2 separate regions of the Homo sapiens genome follow, and region 1 is linked to region 2. Evidence: chromatin contacts called from ENCODE Hi-C or POLR2A ChIA-PET data. All regions are on one chromosome and are shown on one strand. Each heading gives the region's core, a stretch centred on a gene start or an enhancer-like site at or near the end of the contact. The rest is flanking DNA. Distances are from core to core; before and after follow the strand shown.

The links. A loop is a pair of places that touch in the nucleus more often than their neighbours do. ChIA-PET counts read pairs that join two places held with the same protein, here RNA polymerase II (POLR2A). Pooled maps may share reads with other maps.
Region 1: a pooled map shows a loop between it and region 2 (2.3-fold over the local background). The contact joins two enhancer-like sites. A Hi-C loop is called at or near these places in 4 of 168 maps with a recorded cell type or tissue (CD14-positive monocyte, PC-9, ascending aorta and 1 more) and 4 of 50 pooled maps. POLR2A ChIA-PET finds 5 or more read pairs at or near these places in 5 of 52 experiments (AG04450, BJ, GM12878 and 2 more).

What each region holds. Positions count from the first base shown.
Region 1 is chr10:13,920,154-13,926,748 of GRCh38, reverse strand. The region is part of intron 2 of FRMD4A (FERM domain containing 4A); the gene reads left to right. Among named protein-coding and RNA genes, the nearest start is that of FRMD4A-AS2, 68 kb to the left of the region's middle. Within about 2 kb of position 2,213, at least 6 of the 41 ENCODE cell types and tissues checked have a DNase peak (open chromatin) inside an H3K27ac peak, as active enhancers do; they include ascending aorta, where a contact is called at or near this core.
Region 2 is chr10:13,872,135-13,878,243 of GRCh38, reverse strand. All of the region lies in intron 2 of FRMD4A (FERM domain containing 4A), which reads left to right. Among named protein-coding and RNA genes, the nearest start is that of FRMD4A-AS2, 120 kb to the left of the region's middle. Within about 2 kb of position 3,988, at least 3 of the 41 ENCODE cell types and tissues checked have a DNase peak (open chromatin) inside an H3K27ac peak, as active enhancers do; they include ascending aorta, where a contact is called at or near this core.

The sequences.
Region 1 (6,595 bases), core at 964-3,463, 50 kb before region 2:
TAGGGCACATTTTTCTTATTTGCTTGTATAAGGACACTGTCTTAAGTAGAAAACATGAAGACCAGCATGGTCAGTGAGCCCTGAGTGAAACAAATGTCCTGTCTTACTACAATCAAAACTCTGTTTCAACAGCAGCTGGTGGACCAAAAGGAAATACTGTGCTTTCTGCTAGTGTTTGAAGGAGATGACATTATAAAGCCTGCAAGTAAATCTCTAGCAGGCTTCTTATCTTTGCCTTTGGCTTCCAAATTGCTGACTGATCATTGGGACTGCTGTTGTGTTGCTTTTTATTATGGACTGGAATTGCCTTGGTTATTGGCTTGGCACTAATCAATACCCATCACAAAAGGGAATAGACAATGAGATCATCATCACTCCTCCTTCTCCCAGGCCTTAAGGGGTCCAGAAACAATCACTCCCTACAGTAAAATCTCAACTATCTGGACCAGTCTGGCTGCAAATAACCCCAGTGATGAGATTTTCACTGATTCTTCTAGGAATCTGTGTTCACAGTTGGCCAGGGCAGGCTGACAAATGTTTTCCAATACACAGCCTCATTTTCTCTTCTGTTCCATTTCTTCACATCACTTCTAGTTAATGCACAATATACAGAAGCAGAAACAGGTCAAAACTGGGTTGAATATATTCCCCTCGTCTGTGGTTTTCAAATCTCTGCAGCCACGAATTTCCTCCTTGAACCACACACGATGAACAGACGCCTAATAGGAGAAATAAAAAGTTGATTTCCTTGAGCAGCAAATTTTTAGCACACACCAAATTCAATCAATCATATAAATGTACTGATTGATAACTTGAAATTGCATGAGGTAAAGGGAAATTTTATACTAAAAAAAAAAAAAAAAAAGAGCCAGGTGCAGTGGCTCACCCCTGTAATCCCAGCACTCTGGGAGGCCGAGGTGGGCAGATCACGAGGTCAGGAGATCTAGACCATCCTGGCTAACACGGTGAAACCCTGTCTCTACTAAAATTACAAAAAATTATTCAGGCGTGGTGGTGCGTGCCTGTAGTCCCAGCTCCTGAGGAGGCTGAGGCAGGAGAATTGCTTGAACCTGGGAGGCGGAAGTTGCAGTGAGCCGAGATCACGCCACCGCACTCCAGCCTGGGCAACGGAGTGAGACTCCATCTCAAAAAAAAAAAAAAAAAAAAAAAAAAAAAAAAAAAGCGTTTCACTACAATAGAAACTTTCACTGGGCCCGATATTGTTACACTGAAAATGGATTTTAAAGAAGGAACAGAAACTAAAATTAAAGAGCATTTGCATGCTGCCTTTTGTGCAATTAAATTTTTCTGGGAAAGTGGTTTGAATGACCAAGAACAGAAGATAAAGCGATCACATTCAGGAGGTTAAATTTTTGTACACAAAAGTAAATATACAAATACTTTTGATTGATAATAGAAGTGGTGATTAGAGGGAATTCTTTGTTTAATGTATATCTCCATCTGTTTTGGCCCAGTGGTCAAGATCAAGCCCCACCATTGGTGCAGTCAGTGAATCTAAATTCTGATCAGGAGTGGGATAACCCCACCATCCCTGTGATATCTCTTCCTTGAAAGAAGTAAGTGCAGATCTTGCCCATTGTGCCACCACAATTGCAGCCTGTATTAATGAAGAAATGCTCCAGTTGCATTCTCTCTTAAGTCATTCTTTTTTTTTTTTTTTTTTTTACACGGAGTCTCGCACTGTCACCAGAGCTGGAGTGCAGTGGTGCAATCTCGGCTCACTGCAACCTCCGCCTCCCAGGTTCAAGTGATTCTCCTGCCTCAGCCTCCTGAGCAGCTGGGATTACAGGCGCCCGCCACCACGCCTAGCTAATTTTTTGTATTTTTAGTAGAGACGGGGTTTCACCATGTTGGCCAGGCTGGTCTCGAACTCCTGACCTCATGATCCGCCCGCTTCGGCCTCCCAAAGTGCTGGAAGTCATTCTTTCAACAGATGTCTGCTGAACACACTATGACAGGTACTCTTCTAAACATCAGGGATAACGCCGAGAATAAAACATGTCCGTGCCCATGCTCAGGAAAGTTCCATTTTAAGAGGACTTAGGGTAGACAGGAAATGAACAAATATAAAATCTGTACTGTGTCAGATGATAAGTAACATCATGAAGAAAAATAAAATAGTCTAGGAGGATGGAGAGTAATGTGAAAAGAATGTGGTTTTGACTGAGTGGTCAGGGACTGCTTCTCCCTGAGAGAAGTCCTTCCTTTATGGCAAGAGATGCTATCTGGGGGAAGAGAGTCCCAGGCAGAGGGAACGGTAAGTGTGGTGGCCTAGAGGTGGGAGCATGGCTTTTCTGATGACTGGGAAAAAAAAAAAGGAACGAGAAGAAAAGTAGGCGGAGATAAGATGGGGTAGAAAGGAGATTTCCAAATAATGTTGATTTTTTAGGCTGGCCCATGCACTTTGGCTTTTACTCTTAATTAGATGAGAAGTCATTGGAGGAACTTCAGCTGGAGTGTAATGTGATCTGGCTTACGATTTTAAAGGATTACTCAGGCCATGGCATGGACAATAGACTGAAGGAGGCCATGTTCCACAGCCTGAGTCATTTTTAGCCATTCCCTCATTGGGCAACAGAGACAGCATGTCCATGAGATGGGCACATAGTATAAAAGTGGGGAATAACAGCTTCAAGATCTTAAAAAGCTTCTTCTTAACTTTAGATGCGCAGCTGAATTGCAGCCTCCACTGCCTCTCCCCTAGCCACGGCCCACCCCAACCTGATGGTTGATCCCTCTCACATGGTTTGTCATTGACATGTGGCACATGCTGCCTCTATCATTACATTGCTTTGTGACTTGCAGGTTTATTTTGTCTATCTCCCCTTCAATACTGTGCCAACCTTGAAAACAGGGTGGTGCCATGTTCACCTCTCCATTCCTCCCCAGGGCTGGCACATCACAGAGACTCAACCATGCTTCTTTGCATCAGTGAATTCTTTAGCAATCTGTTAGGACTAGCTAGCACCAATAAGATGAAATATCTTAAAGATCAACTGCTTATGTATAAGATAAACGTGGCCTACCTTTACAATAGTCCAGGTTTTAAAAAAAAGTCTGATTTTTAGCAGACCTTGAACTCGGTGTGAGGCATTACATGTGGTATAGCTGTTCTTTAAAAAAAGTGATGAAACCTTATGGTAAACATAGGTTTGGGCCATTTGCCGATTAGAATAAATGTATCATAGCATATACATGATGCTGTGCTAACATACCCGGTTTATGTGTGTGTACGTATGTGCACACATGTGTGAGCAGAAGCATTGTTTCCTCTTTCATCAGATAAGGGACCTGCCCACAGAGCCTAAGTCTAAAGTTGTGGTACTAGTAGTTTGGAAGGAGAAAATGTCGCACTCAGGAACACTTGTATGGAGGTCGGGTGCTTTAGTTCCTTGACATCATAACGGTCATGGGTTTTGTTGACACCTGAAGAAGAAAGCTGTTTATTTACATATACACTGTAGATTCTCCTTAGATGAAAGGGATTTGGCCTTAAACATCATCTTCAAGGAAACATATATTGATGCTTCTAAGATTCAAACAAAGAGACAGAGATTTTTGAATAACATTGCCCTGGAAAACCTCACTCGATACAGACCATCCACTCTAGGGTTTCCCACCATGCTGTTTATTGTGTGTCCAAGGTGTGTGTTCCTTATTACTTCCTTCAGGAAAATACATGATTACCCTAGGTTATCATTATGGACTGAGCACATTTTTTTCTCATCCCATTTTCTCACTTCTTACAAGCATAATTTAACCAAAGAATGAACTACTCACAGTTGCTTATAATCCTGAATGGCAAATCAATCCTGCCATTTGAATACAGTCTATTTATTGCAGACAATTACTGTAGTCTGAAGAAGTCATAAATAGACAGACATGGCAGAAATAGTCAACATTTCTGTCACATGCCTCATTGTAATGATTCAGCTCTACTATGTCCTAGAGAGAGAAAAAAAAATTTACAAAGCACAGAACTTGTGGGTTTCTAAATAATTTTTAACTGGCACCATACGATGCTAATTTTGTCTCCTGTTTTGGCATTTTCTAGTCAGAAGCAGTATGATCTTGTCATTAGAATAATAAAGCAGGAATTTTGCCCTCTAGTTCAAGTAGAGGTTTGAGCAGGAGGAGAGCTTTTTATTTTTAGAGCAGACTGCACTTACCTCATAGCTAGAAAATAATCACCTGTAATCTAAAAAAATAAACCACCTGTATACTACTTCTATGTACTTTTACATGACCTTAAACCAGTCATTTAACCTCTTTGTGTTTTACTTTCTTTTATAAAATAAGAGTTAGACCACATATATTTTCTGGCTGTATAAGATCATTTAATACTTGCCATAATACATGTACTGACATTGATCTTAAAGACCATTGCCTGTCTTTATTTACGTAGTACCTTCTATTTTTTTTTTTTAATTCTTCACTGATTATCACCAATGTAAGGGATAGACAGATGAATTGTCACTGTCATCATGAGCTGGGGCTGCAATAACAAAATACCATAGACTGAGTGGCTTAACCAACAGACATTTATTTCTCACTGTGCTGCAGGCTGGAAGTCCAAGATCAAGATGCCAGCAGATTCCATTCCTGATGAGGGCTCTCTTCCTGGCTTGCAGACGGCCACCTTCTTGCTGTGTCCTCAGGTGGCAGAGACAGAAAGCTCTGATCTCTCTTCTTCCTCTTCTAAGGGCTCTAGTCTCAACATGCAGGCTCCACCCTTAGAACTCATCTACACCTAATCGCCTACCAAAGGCCTCCTCTCCAAAAACCATCACATTGGAGGTTAGGACTTCAACATATAAATTTAGGGGAGAGGAATACAATTTAGTCCCTAGCAGTCACCATATAACATTTCTAAATTCTTAACATACACGGAGGGAAATGTTGCCACAAGAAACAATGTAAAATAATGTAAGAGCACTGGAACCACACTGTCTGGGTTTGAATTGCAGTTCCGTCTCTCACTAACTCCAAGACTCCATTCCTTATGTGCTGCTATGGCCTGAATGTTTGTGTTCCCCAAAATTCATCTGTTGAAACCTAGCCCCCAAGGTCCTGATATTAGGAGGTGGAGCCTTTGACAGGCCATTAGGTTATGAGGGTGTGCTGAGCCCTCATGAATGGTATTAGTACCCTTATAAAAGAGGCACCAGCCCAGACATGGTGGCTCATGCCTATAATTCCAACACTTCGGGAGGCCAAGGCAGGTGGATCACTTTAGCCCAGGAGTTTGAGATCAGCCTGGGCAACATACTGAGACCTGATCTCTACAAAAATACAAAAATTAGCCAAGCATGGTGGCACACGCCTGTGGTCCCAGCTACTTAGGAGGCTGAAGTGGGAGGATCACTTGAGGCCAGGAGGTCAAGTCTTCAGTGAGTCATGATTGCACACTCCACTCCAGCCTGGGTAACAGAGTGAGAATCTGTCAAGAAAGAAAGAGAGAAAGAGAGAGAGAGAGAGAAAGAGAGAAAGAAAGAGAGAGAAAGAAAGAAAGAAAAAGAGAGAGAAAACTAAAAAGCCCCAGAGAGGTCCCTTTTCCTTTCTACCATGTAAGCACACAGCCAGAAGGCAGCCGTCTGCAAGGGGAAAGAGGAGCCCTCACCAAAATCCAATGGTGCTCGTGCCCTGATCTTGGGCTTCCAGAACTGTGGGAAATAAATTGCTATTATTCATAATAGAACCCAGTCTATGTATTTTGCTATAGCAGCCTGAACAGACTAAGACATCTGTAAAATGGGGATGATAGGATTAAGTGAATTATGATAGGTAACATGTGTGGCGCAGTGCCTGGCACATAGTGAGAATTGATTCAGTGTTAGTTACCACCCTACTATTGAAGCACCTGTGTATAACTGGTCACATGCTAAGTGGAAGGATTAAAAAAAAATAATAAAAGCAAAGATTTGAATACAAAAATTGGCTTTCAAGCCCAAACAAACATGCCATGTGTACAAAATTTTGGAATAATAGTGAATGATTTTATAAGCCAAGTGCAGGACACATGTCTAAAAAGAATGTTCCCATGGGAGAACACAGTGTTGAATTTCTGACACCGCAGTAATGACAGGGAAATACCCTTTCGACACAAGTGGTTTTCCACTATTCACCTATAAGTGTGTGGTGGAATTCAAGTGCTGTGGACTTTGGTTGCAAAAACACAATGCCCAAATTTGTACGCAACCAAAGGTTGTATTGTAATGTAGGTTCTTACTACCTAGAAAGAATTCCTATAATCACCTTAAAAATCTGCATTCTGGATGAAAGTATTTAACACACTTTCAAAATACCCAGGTAGGACTGGGTGAAGACAGGCAGGATGTAAAGGACACCTTAAAGGCATTCAGTTCAAGAACCTCATCATAGCTTTTGAGAACAAGATTGTCCTAAGGAGACAAAAACATGGAGTTGGGGAGGATAGCATTGAGTCAGTAGCTCCAAAGTTCTGCTTCTGCCAAAAAAAATGCCTACATGCCAGAGGAATGTTAAATGCTGGATCTTTTTGTTCCATCTAACTGGTTTCGTAAAGATTTGGAGTGGCTCTGTGATTGTTTTATAC
Region 2 (6,109 bases), core at 2,739-5,238:
TTTTTTTTTTTTTTTTTTTTTGCTACAAGTAGTCAACACAGTAATTACCTCCTGCTGAAAGCTTTGAGAAATTGTTCTGTGTCCAATTAGAATTTTTGATTTGACTAACAGATACAACATAACATCTTTATTTCTGTAACTGCTCACTAATGATATGCACCCTGGATATATTTAGACTCTCGTTTGCCGGGGCCATTGCACTGTAAGGTGCTACGTTACTGTCTGTGACAGCATTTCCACCAAGAGGCTTGATGAGGATGGGGGTGGGGAGACTTTTGGGTTTGGGAGTCCTCTCCCTCGCTCTTTCCACCCCTCTCAGGCCTGACCTTCCATGCCCAGGCTTACATGGGGAGCAGCTCTAGGACTTATCCCCTCCTGGGAGCTCCTGACACTGGACCAGGCGCCCAGGGGCAGATCTCCATGAAGTGTCTGGGATGGTTCATGGGGCAGCCAGCCAGTGTCAAAACCTCCCCCAGGAAGAATGGAAGGAGGGATCTGCCAGCACAGCTCATGCAAGACCAAGAAGTCCCTGCCAGCGACATTCCAGCAGAACCCTTTCCAAAGTACTTGGTTATGTAAACAGAAAGGCGGTAGCCTCTAGCCCAGATGGACTGCTCCGTGTGGATGTCAAAGTCACTGTGGAAACTTCCCCCTATGGAAGCACTACGGGTCCCCAAGCTCTCCCTGCAGCTCTGTATTGGAATGGGGAGGGTTGGGGACTTCTTTTTGACCTCATGGAACTGGGACCTCCGTGTAGGACTGGTGGTTCTCTAGTTCTCGAGCGTCCCTGTTTCTCAGATGTGTCTTGCTCCGATGCCACTAGAGGTTTGATCTGATTTAAGGGTGTCACTGGAGTCAGCTGTCGGTGTGGAGTGCTTCCTGCTAAACGTGGCAGGACTTGGCATCTGAGCATGTGGACCTTGGATTTAGGCACTTAGTACAGGAGTGCTTTGTATCCAACACAGGTTTAGCAAAGCAGGTGGCCTGGCAGGACATACTAACCTCATAGGTGGCCATTTTCCTACTGTATGTCAAGAGCCACCAAAGACCCAAGGGTGGAATTTGGAAAACTTGCAGGTGGTCTAGAATACTATTTTCTGCTCCACACCTCCCTGGGAGGCAATGGAGATTATGACTATAGTAGTATACAAAGAAGATTGTTTATGACAAGGAGAGCCCATTCCCCAACTCTTATCTATGTGGCTTCACCCATCACTGAGGGCAGATCCACATTGATTCTGCTTGTCACATAGGTATGTGAATGACAAATAATGCATGTGTTCCTGAGACTGGCTTTTGGGGCATATTTCTACAGAATAGGCAAATTAAAACATATTTCACTGAATGCAAATTAATTTATATAGTACCTATATTACATAATTGCCCTTGAAATTATATATATAAAGATATATGCTATTTAAATATATATTTATTATTCATATAAAATATTTATTGTGTGCCTATTATGGCAGTCACATCATTCTATTTTAATCACACGTATTATTGTTTTAGTATCAATAAAATGTTTACAACTGTGAAAACTTATTGTATAATAAGACCCATAGTTGTAAATAATACTGTGTCTCCTTCCATTGATCACAACATAAGCAAAATTTTTTTAAAATTTCATTTAAAACGACAGATTAAACTGGACACTGAAACAAAGTAGGCAAATTCATGTTACCAGAAAGTGTTATTAAGGTTCTTGGTTACTGAGCACGTGAATTCTCTACCAAACCAGCAACAGATGCCGGTAACTCTTCTGCACAGAATTACATTTTAAATAGGGGATGTTCGACCACACATTTATATGAGAAAAATTGGTAGCATCAAAAAGTAGAAAAATGCGTTTGTGCCTATCAGTCTGTACTAAAATTTTTGTAAGCTTTCTGAAGCACTGAGTGAACGTTGTAAAAATTTGTTTCACCAAACCACATGTAATATTGTACCAAGGAAACATCACAAGTAAATACATCAGCTATCAGAATGAATATATTTTCTTGGAACTCTTTGTTTCTAGCTGTGCCTATATATCCATGCCTTATACATCACAACTTATTGGAGAGGAAGGGAAGGGATCTTAGAGTCCGTCTGTCCCTGAGTTCTGTAATCCTTTCTACAACTTCCCTTGCTAAAGTCTCTGGTCCCTTCCTGATGATTTGCAGTGATAACGGGGCAACCCATTCCATTTTGAGCAATGATGCTTGTTCAAAAGTTCTTCCTTCCATTGAATCCGAATGTATCTTCTGGAATTTCCCCTCATTGGGTCTATTTTTTGCCCACCAAAGCAAAGTTAACCCACCTTCACTTTATACACATCAGATTAGCAAGTTCCCCCGAACCCCCATTTGGGTAAGCCCAGGACAGTCCTAGTTTATACCTGTTCTCTCTATATAATCAATAATAGCCTCCCTTTTGCCTCACAAGTATCTGGTATGGCCAGTAGGTTGTATGGTCACGCTACCACTAGAGCTTGTGATATGTAGGCCACCGATGCAGCTTTTCCCTCAGTCCTGGGAAGTACTGGTTTCTGGACCTTCACCCGGTCTAGTTATCCTTCTTTGGTCTCTCTCCCATTTCTTTCATTTTCTTGTATAAAATATGGTACCCACAATTGAATACAGATTTCCAGAAGCAGTTTAACCACAGTAGAATGCAGGGCACCTCTTAATTCCCTTATTCCGATGCTGGGCTTCTAGCACGTGCGTGAAGAGTACGACACAAAACTGTAAACAATATGACCCCAACTTTGACATTTGAAGCTACCATCCGAACCTCTTTGCCCTCTGTAAATCTGATATGCATGCCTGCTATGTCCCTTTACAAATCACTGGGGGGAAATACATGGATTGAGGAAGACAAGTTCTACTTTAATATCACTTTGCAGTTTTCCAAGTGCTTGTGGATCTTGCTGTTGCAGCCCTGTCTCCAGACTCCCCTCATTTTGGCCTCATGATGAAATTGACTTGAAAACAGTGCTCAGTGGCTATTTCCTATTTCAAGCGATTTAGCCATCCTCACTCAGACGATTAGCTCCCCCTTCTTTGTTTTCATAAAGACGGTGTCCAGCTGTATTTCTCACTGCTTCCTTCTCATCCGCCACGGTGTCCTTCAGCTCTTTGCCTGGGTGACATTTCCAGAACATTCTATGTTCTCTCCCATTTCATCCCTTCTTACCTCATGTTGCTGTGTTCTGCAGATATCACTCCTTCCCTGGGGTATTGACGGATCCACCAGGTGTGAGTTAGGGTGTCCCCCCGTCCCCATCCCATAGCATCTTATACTCACCCCTGTAGTCACACTGATCACTCTGCAACAGCCTGTTAACTTGGGTATTTCCTCTACAGAACATAGAAGTTCCTTAAGTATAGGAGCAAAATCACATTCATCATTATATACCTAATAAGATCCCTGGCACATAATAAAGATGCTATAAGCACTTGAGTGAACACATTGTGGTGAACATTACTGTGAATAATTCTTTATTCTATTTCTCTTGTTTCGATGGGGAAAATTCCTAGAAGAGAAATGACAGAGTCCAAGGATCTGGACTTTTTAGCTGTTTGCATTCTATTTCCTGGAAGGTGTTAGTGGTCTTCTAATTAAGTTGTAATTATCTACTAACTAAATGATTTTATCTTTAATATAGTAATTCCCATTATAGTTGTTACAATACCTTCCTGAAATTTACATTAACTTTTTACTTTTGCTTATGGGGCCTTGTGGAGTATAATTTATTGTTTAGAATGATCTTTATGGTAGTCAAATCCATAGTTTTTTCCTTTTTGGCTCATTCATTGCTTTTAGGCTTAGAGAAACATGGTAAATAATCATCTACCTGGTTTTAAAATTTAACTTTATAAACTACCTGGGATTTATTTTGGGGAGAGAGTGCAGTTCATTTATATTCCTTTCATTTCCCTCTTGATTGAGAAGAGTGAAACAAACAGAAGCTGAATTGTTCAGCAATTCCTCTTTTTTTTTTTTTTTTTTTTTTTGAGACAGTGTCTCACTCTGTCACCCAGGCTGGAGTGCAGTCGTGCAATCTCGGCTCACCACAACCTGCGCCTGGCAGGTTCAAGCGATTCTCCTGCCTCAGCCTCCCAAGCAGCCGAGACTACAGACGTGTGCCAACAAGCCCAGCTAATTTTTGTATTTTTAGTAGAGACGAGGTTTCACCATGTTGGCCAGGCTGGTCTCAACTCCTGACCTCTGGTGATCCATCTGCCTCGGCCTCCCAAAGTGCTGGGATTACAGGCATGAACCACCACACCCAACCAGCATCTACTTGCTTCAAACAATATTTCCATTCCCTTCCTTGCTCTTCTTGCTTTGAACATATCTTTAAAGGTTCTTTTATTGTCCTTAGACTTTCCTTGTTTTAAATATCAGTGTCATGACTAGGTACGGTGGCTCAGCCTGTAATCTCAGCACTTTGGGAGGCCAAGGTGGACAGATCACCAGAGGTCAGGAGTTGGAGACCAGCCTGGCCAACATGGTGAAACTCCATCTCTACTAAAAATACAAAAATTAGTGGGGCATGGTGGCTGGTGCCTGTAATCTCAGCTGCTCGGGAGGCTGAGGCACAAGAATCACTTGAACCTGGGAGACAGAGGTTGCAGTGAGCTGAGATCGTACCATTGCACTCCAGCCTGGGCGAAAGAGCGAGACTCCGTCTCAAAAATAAATTAACTAATTTAAATAAATAAATGTCAGTGTCAGCTTTCCAACTCTCTCCCTGTAAACTTGTAGTGCACGAAAAATGCTGGAAATATTCCTCATACACACTTTGTTCTACTACAATCTAGTCTCCTTTGCGAGTTCTCCAGCACACATCCTGTGTTCTTCATGTCTCAATCTTCACTTCCTCATTTAATTTTATCATGTGATCAAAATTTTACGTTTAAAGTCACCATCCCATATGAACTATATTTTTTTAGATCCAGAGAGTCAAACTTATCTTTTTTTTTTTTCAGCCTTATCTTTTTTTCTAGGCTTTTAAAAACTGTCTGTCTGGGGTCTCCATCTAACTATTCTTTTATTTTTTTATTTTATTTTATTTTTTTTGAGACAGTGTCTCTCTCTTTTCACCCATGCTGGAGTGCAGTGGTGTGATCTAGGCTCACTGCAACTTCCACCTCCTGGGTTCAAGTGATTCTTCTGCCTCAGCCTCCCAAGTAGCTAGGACTATAGGCGTTCACCACCATGCCCGGCTAATTTTTGTATTTGTAGTAGAGATGACGTTTCACCGTGTTGGCTGGGCTGGTCTTGAACTCCTGGCCTCAGCTGATCTGCCCCCCTCCGCCTCCCAAAGTGCTGTGAGTCACTGTGCCCAGGCTCCATCTAACTATCCTTTTCTACTCTAAAAATTCCAAGTACAGTCATCAAAACAAAAGAAAAGGTAGATACTTGCCTTTCCCTTTGAAAAAAGCCTCTCATTCTACTCCAAACAAACAAACGAACAGACAAAAATATAAACAACCTCTGTCACTCATACTGAAGCCAGAGCTCCATGTGGCAAAGAACAGGTGTTATTTTCCATCTTTCCTCACTGTTCCCCCAGGGAACAGTTGGATGTTAGGTAGGTGTGTACTTTCTGGCCACTTCTTGCATGTTCTGTTTCTTTGGGGTTTACACCTCTCCCAGCTGCCCTTGCAGAACGTCTGCGTGAACGCATGTGCTGTGAATAAGAATTACGTGCATGCGTAAGAACCTGGACATTTTCCCACACATCGTGCATGGGTATTCCTAAACCTCCTTTCTTAGGCCAGCTCCTGTATTTCTTACATCTGCTCTCAACGTAATGAGTGCGGGTGCCACAGGATGGCCCTGGGAACCAGTTACTGGGAAAAAGAGCTGGGCTTCTAAGCGTCCTGTCTGAACGAAGTACCCTCCTCAACAAATGACCAGTGCCCCCAGAGCTTCATTTTGTGAAGGCCTGGCACTTGCTCAGTCCCTGAAGACAGCCATCCCAATGCCACCTGCCCAGAATTAGCCTCCTCACCCATCCAGAGCCACAGGAGACCTGGCATGAGGGGACAGAGACCTGCAGCGCCCCCGGGCCTTCCTATAGGAGCAGGGAGCAGCAAATCAGATCAGGGCCTGACTC